2 separate regions of the Homo sapiens genome follow, and region 1 is linked to region 2. The links are chromatin contacts, found by Hi-C in ENCODE. All regions are on one chromosome and are shown on one strand. Each heading gives the region's core, a stretch centred on a gene start or an enhancer-like site at or near the end of the contact. The rest is flanking DNA. Distances are from core to core; before and after follow the strand shown. Region 1 has its middle 140 kb from the start of DUSP6. Region 2 has its middle 66 kb from the start of LINC02458.

What was found. Hi-C counts contacts between places; a loop is a spot of excess contacts on that map. Pooled maps may share reads with other maps.
Region 1: a loop to region 2 is called in a pooled map, with 2.8 times the contacts of the local background. The contact joins two enhancer-like sites. A Hi-C loop is called at or near these places in 6 of 50 pooled maps.

What each region holds. Positions count from the first base shown.
Region 1 is chr12:89,211,035-89,213,734 of GRCh38, reverse strand. No RefSeq gene overlaps it. Among named protein-coding and RNA genes, the nearest start is that of DUSP6, 140 kb to the left of the region's middle. Within about 2 kb of position 1,279, at least 9 of the 41 ENCODE cell types and tissues checked have a DNase peak (open chromatin) inside an H3K27ac peak, as active enhancers do.
Region 2 is chr12:89,084,280-89,086,979 of GRCh38, reverse strand. No RefSeq gene overlaps it. Among named protein-coding and RNA genes, the nearest start is that of LINC02458, 66 kb to the right of the region's middle. Within about 2 kb of position 1,404, at least 3 of the 41 ENCODE cell types and tissues checked have a DNase peak (open chromatin) inside an H3K27ac peak, as active enhancers do.

The DNA of each region.
Region 1 (2,700 bases), core at 30-2,529, 130 kb before region 2:
ATCAGGGAAATTTGATTTTTTTTCCACTGACAGAGCTTCTAATATGTGCAGTAGTTTTAGCCTTTGATATTACTATTATGAAATTCAAAAATACTGTTCATTTTGGGCTGGGCATGGTGGCTCACACCTGTAATCCCAGCATTTTGGCAGGTCGAGGTGGGCAGATCACCTGAGGTCGGGAGTTCGAGACCAGGCTGGCCAACATGGTGAAACCCTGTCTTTTCTAAAAATACAAAAATTAGCTGGGTGTGGTGGCATGTGCTTGTAGTCCTAGATACTTGGTTGGCTGAGGCATGAGAATTACTTGAACCTGGGAGGCAGAGGTTGCAGTGAACTGAAATTGTACTACTGCACTCTAGCATGTGTGACAGAGCAAGACTCTGTCTCAAAAAAAAAAATACTGTTCATTTTATTTGTCTTCAAAATGTACCTTGGATTCTTGCCATTGTCACAGGGAACATATAAAACAGCTTGAAATTCTGCCTTATTCTAAGCCTAGCCTAACTCTTTTTCAAGATCTTAAGTAACCAGGGGCTTTTACAAATGAACGTATACCTAGATATGATAATATAAAATTATGGCTTACTAACTTTAGAGATGCAACAAAGAAACAGCTCCTAAATGGGGGTCTGGAGACCAAAATGTCAATTTGGGCTTTGCTTCTTAATAACTATGTGACCTTGAGGAAATCCGGTCTGCTTCTCCAGCCTCAATTTCCTAACCCATGAAAGGGAATAATCAGGCATCATTATGTAAGACGAGTGTTGTGAAGATAAAATAAAATAATCTATGGGAAGCCACTTTGTAAACTGAAAGGTAATATAGAACTGTAAGTGGATATTATTATTTATTTTATGAGCCAGTAGAATTCAAAGTCCTGATTTCATTGCCAGGAGGATTTTCCTCACAGATCTAATTCCTAAAGGTTGGCTTTGCCCAGTTAATGAGTACTTTCCAAATAAAGATCCCTTTTACTGCTTTGATTTTTGTGAACTTCCCTTTACTCTGATTCAAAGTCACATGGGAAGGTGCTCTTGTAAAGCCATTGTTTAATTTAGACTTTTCATACTGCGTGTATGTCCGGCTATTCTCTGGTTTCAGTCTCCAAGGAGCCTTTGAGGGCAGACCTTGCTTCTTTCCCTTACATATAGTTTGGCAGCAAATGAGATGTTTTCAATAGGGATGAAAAAACTCTCAGTATGTAACCTGTCACCTAAAGGAAGGAGGACATCCTGTTCTAAAGAAGTTGCCTCAGAGCCGGCCCCAGGTCCACCCTGGTGTTTCACTTGTATCTCAGGCAGTAGCCTGGGATGAAATTTTAAGGAGAGAATTGTTACATGATATTGTGTAATAGCAATATGAGAAACCACCATACAAAGCTCTTTATTTTAGTAACCTGGACTTCTAGTCAGGACTCTTATCTCTGTTCACTGGTTTTGAAGTCAGTGTGCTTAAACTTTTCATGCTAATACACAGGGAAAGCACAAAAATGATATTTAAAGATCATCAGGTATAAGCAGATATACTACTAATTTTAATCTTCTGTGCAAAGGTACTAAGAAAATGTGTAGTTGATTTGCTTTCCTAAAGTCACTTGATGTGGCTTCAATGGAGATAATTGTTCCAAGGTTTTGTGTTAAACTTCACCTGTTAATTTTGCCTTGATCTTGTTCTTCCTGAGCTTTTGGCACCCAGGCATTGAGCCAGGGGGTAGAGCAAGATGGGACTTTAAAGAAGTGAGGGAGCTTTTGTAATTATAATCCTGTTGTCACTATCTGATGCACTGTGAAAAATGGAAGAACCAATAGTAGCCTCCTATCTCCTGTCTCTAGCCTTTTGTATTGTGTTTTTACCAATCTCTGGAATAATAGTCTCCATTCAGGGAACCCAGAAGACTCCACAATGCCAGGCCAATAGTTGGAATTTCCAAGGTGTTCGATCTATTGCTATTTGCTCTTTTCCTCTCCATCCTAGTACATTCTCCAAGATTTAATTTAGTGTCATGCCATAGAATAGGCAGATTGTGTAAAGCAGTAATAGGATCTGGTTGGCAGCCACTTCCTGAAACCCATGTGTAGGTGGTAGTAAATACAGGACTGAGATTCCAATCTTAAAACTCATGGTTCCATTTTTTTCTGTCCCTTCAACAGTTATTTTCTTCATGAGTTATAGAGGAATGTAAAAATGAACTGCCATCTAAAAAATATTAAATTTGATATTCAAGCCAAGAAATCTTAGCATTCTAATGATAACAGAAGCAGAATTGAGGTGATAGCAGAATTTTGCTTTTTTTTACTCTTAGTCCCAGCTTTCATTACTACAACATGCCTGGCTGATGGGGTATCTTTTCTAATGTGAATGTTATTGCCTTGTATCCAAACGTTTAATGTGGCCAACTCCTTGAAAGATCTTTTGCAAGAATCTCTGGGATTCTCCGGGAAGTGTCTCATGTCAGTATGTGAATGGGTACAGCCAACAATAAACACCTTCTCTGTTACTTGATAATATTCAGAGACCAATGACCTATTATCAAGCTAGCTATAGATAGAGCTCCTGTTTTGAGTGTCAGGTTGTCTAAGTTTTTTGTTTTTAATTCTAAAAGCCTATAATTATAATAGTCAGGAATGTTCAATAAATGTTTAGGAAATAATGAGCTAGTTGCTTTGGATGGTGCAGAAGGTTTACGACATAGAGAAGCAG
Region 2 (2,700 bases), core at 155-2,654:
CTCCAGCCTGGGTGACAAGAGTGAAACTCTGCCTCAAAAAAATGTAAAAAAAAAAAAAAAAAGAAAAGAAAGAAAATAACCAAAACAGCTGGAAGAAAGATCACATGCACCTGTCGTGTTTGCTTTGGGACAGGCAATCTCATTCTGCAGTTTAGAAAAAAGAAACTTTTCACTCATCTAAGGAGATTTGCACTTCACAAACACACTTCCATTAGTAAAGTGATTATCATAAAGAAGGCAGAGTTTTCTCTTTTCAACAACAGGCCTACAGTACTTTGCTATGGACTGCTCTGATTATTAGGGGATTTTTTGGGAACATTTATAACTTCTTCCTCAGCTGTCCTTGTTCCTTCGGGGGAAGTTTATCTTATCATATCACTTAAAGTCTTGAAGAATCAAAGTGTATGGAAATCAGTGTGCCATGGAGGAAGTTTTCCGAACTTCAAAGTACAGATGCCTTGGGCATGGAAGGAACAGCCTGCCACCCAAGTGGTCGTCAGCATGTCTTTTCCCACCCTGCTTCCACCCAGCAGGCAGATTCTAGGATGTTCAGGGTGTTCCGAGACCATTTGGAAGCTAAAACAAATGTCTTCGCAGAAGCATTTCTTCTCATTTGGACAAAGAATAAGGGAACAATGTGGGTTGTTGAACTTGTATGTTTGGAGATGGAAGGATATTGGAAGCAGTTGCCAAATCCTTCCTTTCCTCAAGCACCTGTCTACCATGGGCTAGATCAGCCTTTAATCCTGGCTTTGAACATCAAGTTTTGACAACTACCACCCATCCTGCTGGAAACTGGCATTGTGTTTTTAATTTTCATTCTTTTGAGTCTTTTGGTTATGCTTGGAAGCACTGTGAAATCCGAGCCAATATGTGTGGAGAGGAAGATAGGGCAATATTTTATATATTTATAAATACACAAACAATAAACATAATATATATAAAACACATACATACATATGTACACATATCTACATGTATATATACATATATGTGTATGTTTATATATGTATATACTTATAATCTATTAGGCATATTATTTATTATTTTTCTGTATTATAAATATATATACATTATAGGTGTGTATACACATATAGACTGTGATGCGTGTGTGTGTGTGTGTGTATAAATAATTTTCCACAACCATTTGGACTCTCAGGAGTTTTCCTTCTTCTCATGTTTTTTCCATCAACTCTGCTAAGGTTGTTTAAATGGGAATTCTCTGACCCTTCCTTCTGACAGGATGAGGGGGACAGATGACTGAGCTCCAGCTATTCTCATGGTTGCAAGGCAGGAGACACCGCGACCTACAGGAAGCTTCCTCACTGGAGAAACATAACAAAGCACTGTCTGAGGCACTTCCGAAAGGGTGGGCTGGCTGCCCACAAGGCTGGGAATGGCAGCTTTGGCTTGGCTTGAGTTCATGGACATTTTCCTCTGGCTACCTAGGGAAGTTCTGCTTATAGTTCAACTTAGTAAGTGTACTACACCCTCTTCCCACAAACTCACGAGGAGGTGGGGGTAGGGATGCCACATTTTGTACCTAGTTCACTTTCGTGGGGTACTACTTTACACTTGAACATTGACTGTTTCAGTTCACAGTAGAAAGCTGAAGGGAGACAAAGTTAAACTCAAGAAAAGCATCTTCCTCTAGTAAAAGGTGCCAGGGAAGTTATTTACGGATGATGAGGAGGAGGCAGTGGAGATTACTAGCTAAATGCAGCATTTGGGTTATATGTGGATTATAAATTGCTGGATGTACAGATAGTTGAGAGTTGCCTGAACATCACAGACTCCAGTTGTAGATTTGTGACTTAAGGGTGACTGAAATAGGCAATGAGAATGACCCATGAAAGCCTTTCAAAAAGTCAACTTTTGCTAGTTCCATTAAGTAGAATTTTATTTTTCCTGCATAGCCGAGTATTTAGGACTTGGGTAATTCTCTCTGATAATGAATGTTTTCCCTACAGCTGGTTACATCCTTACAGCATGTGTTGGCTTGTGGTCCCTGGTGATGTAAGAGTGGGGGAAAGGCCATTAGCTGTGTAAGTTGAAGACCACAGATGTTCCCCGTTGTGCACTGGTTTTTCAGATGTAAATCTCGGTGTTCTGGGAGACCTGGTAGGAAGTTCTGGGAAATAATTCTGGGATAAAAGAAGTTTTAAACAATGCCCATTGCAAACACAAGGACACTGTAAATAAACCAAGTCTCCCATGTACTTCCCTTTCAGCCATAAATATATCTTTTCCTCTTCTGGATCTTACTGGGTTCTTCTTATAGGGCTTCTAGCCTACTGTGCCCTTGGCTGACTTAGTTTATCTCAACACTTCATCTAGTCTTTCCTCAATCACCTGGCCTTCCTATCACTCTTGTAGGATATATACTCCTTCCTGCAATTTTTGGAGGAACAGACATAAAGCCTTCTTTAGCTCCTCTTGGTACAAGAGTGGGCATGAAATGCAGCAGTCCACCAGGACCGTAATTCTCAAGGTCAGGGACGGGTTGTTCTCAATCCTTTCGTAGTTGATGAGAGTCTTTGAGATGACACTCAAGTTTGTCTTGTAGTATTCATGTTTGCTATATTATATTTCTGAGAACAAATAGAAGCCATTAGAAGGAAATCTCCCAACCTCCCCTAGGAAAAATAGCAATCTCTCTACCTCTGCACTCATGCTTTGCCCCTGGAGCACCTGCATCAG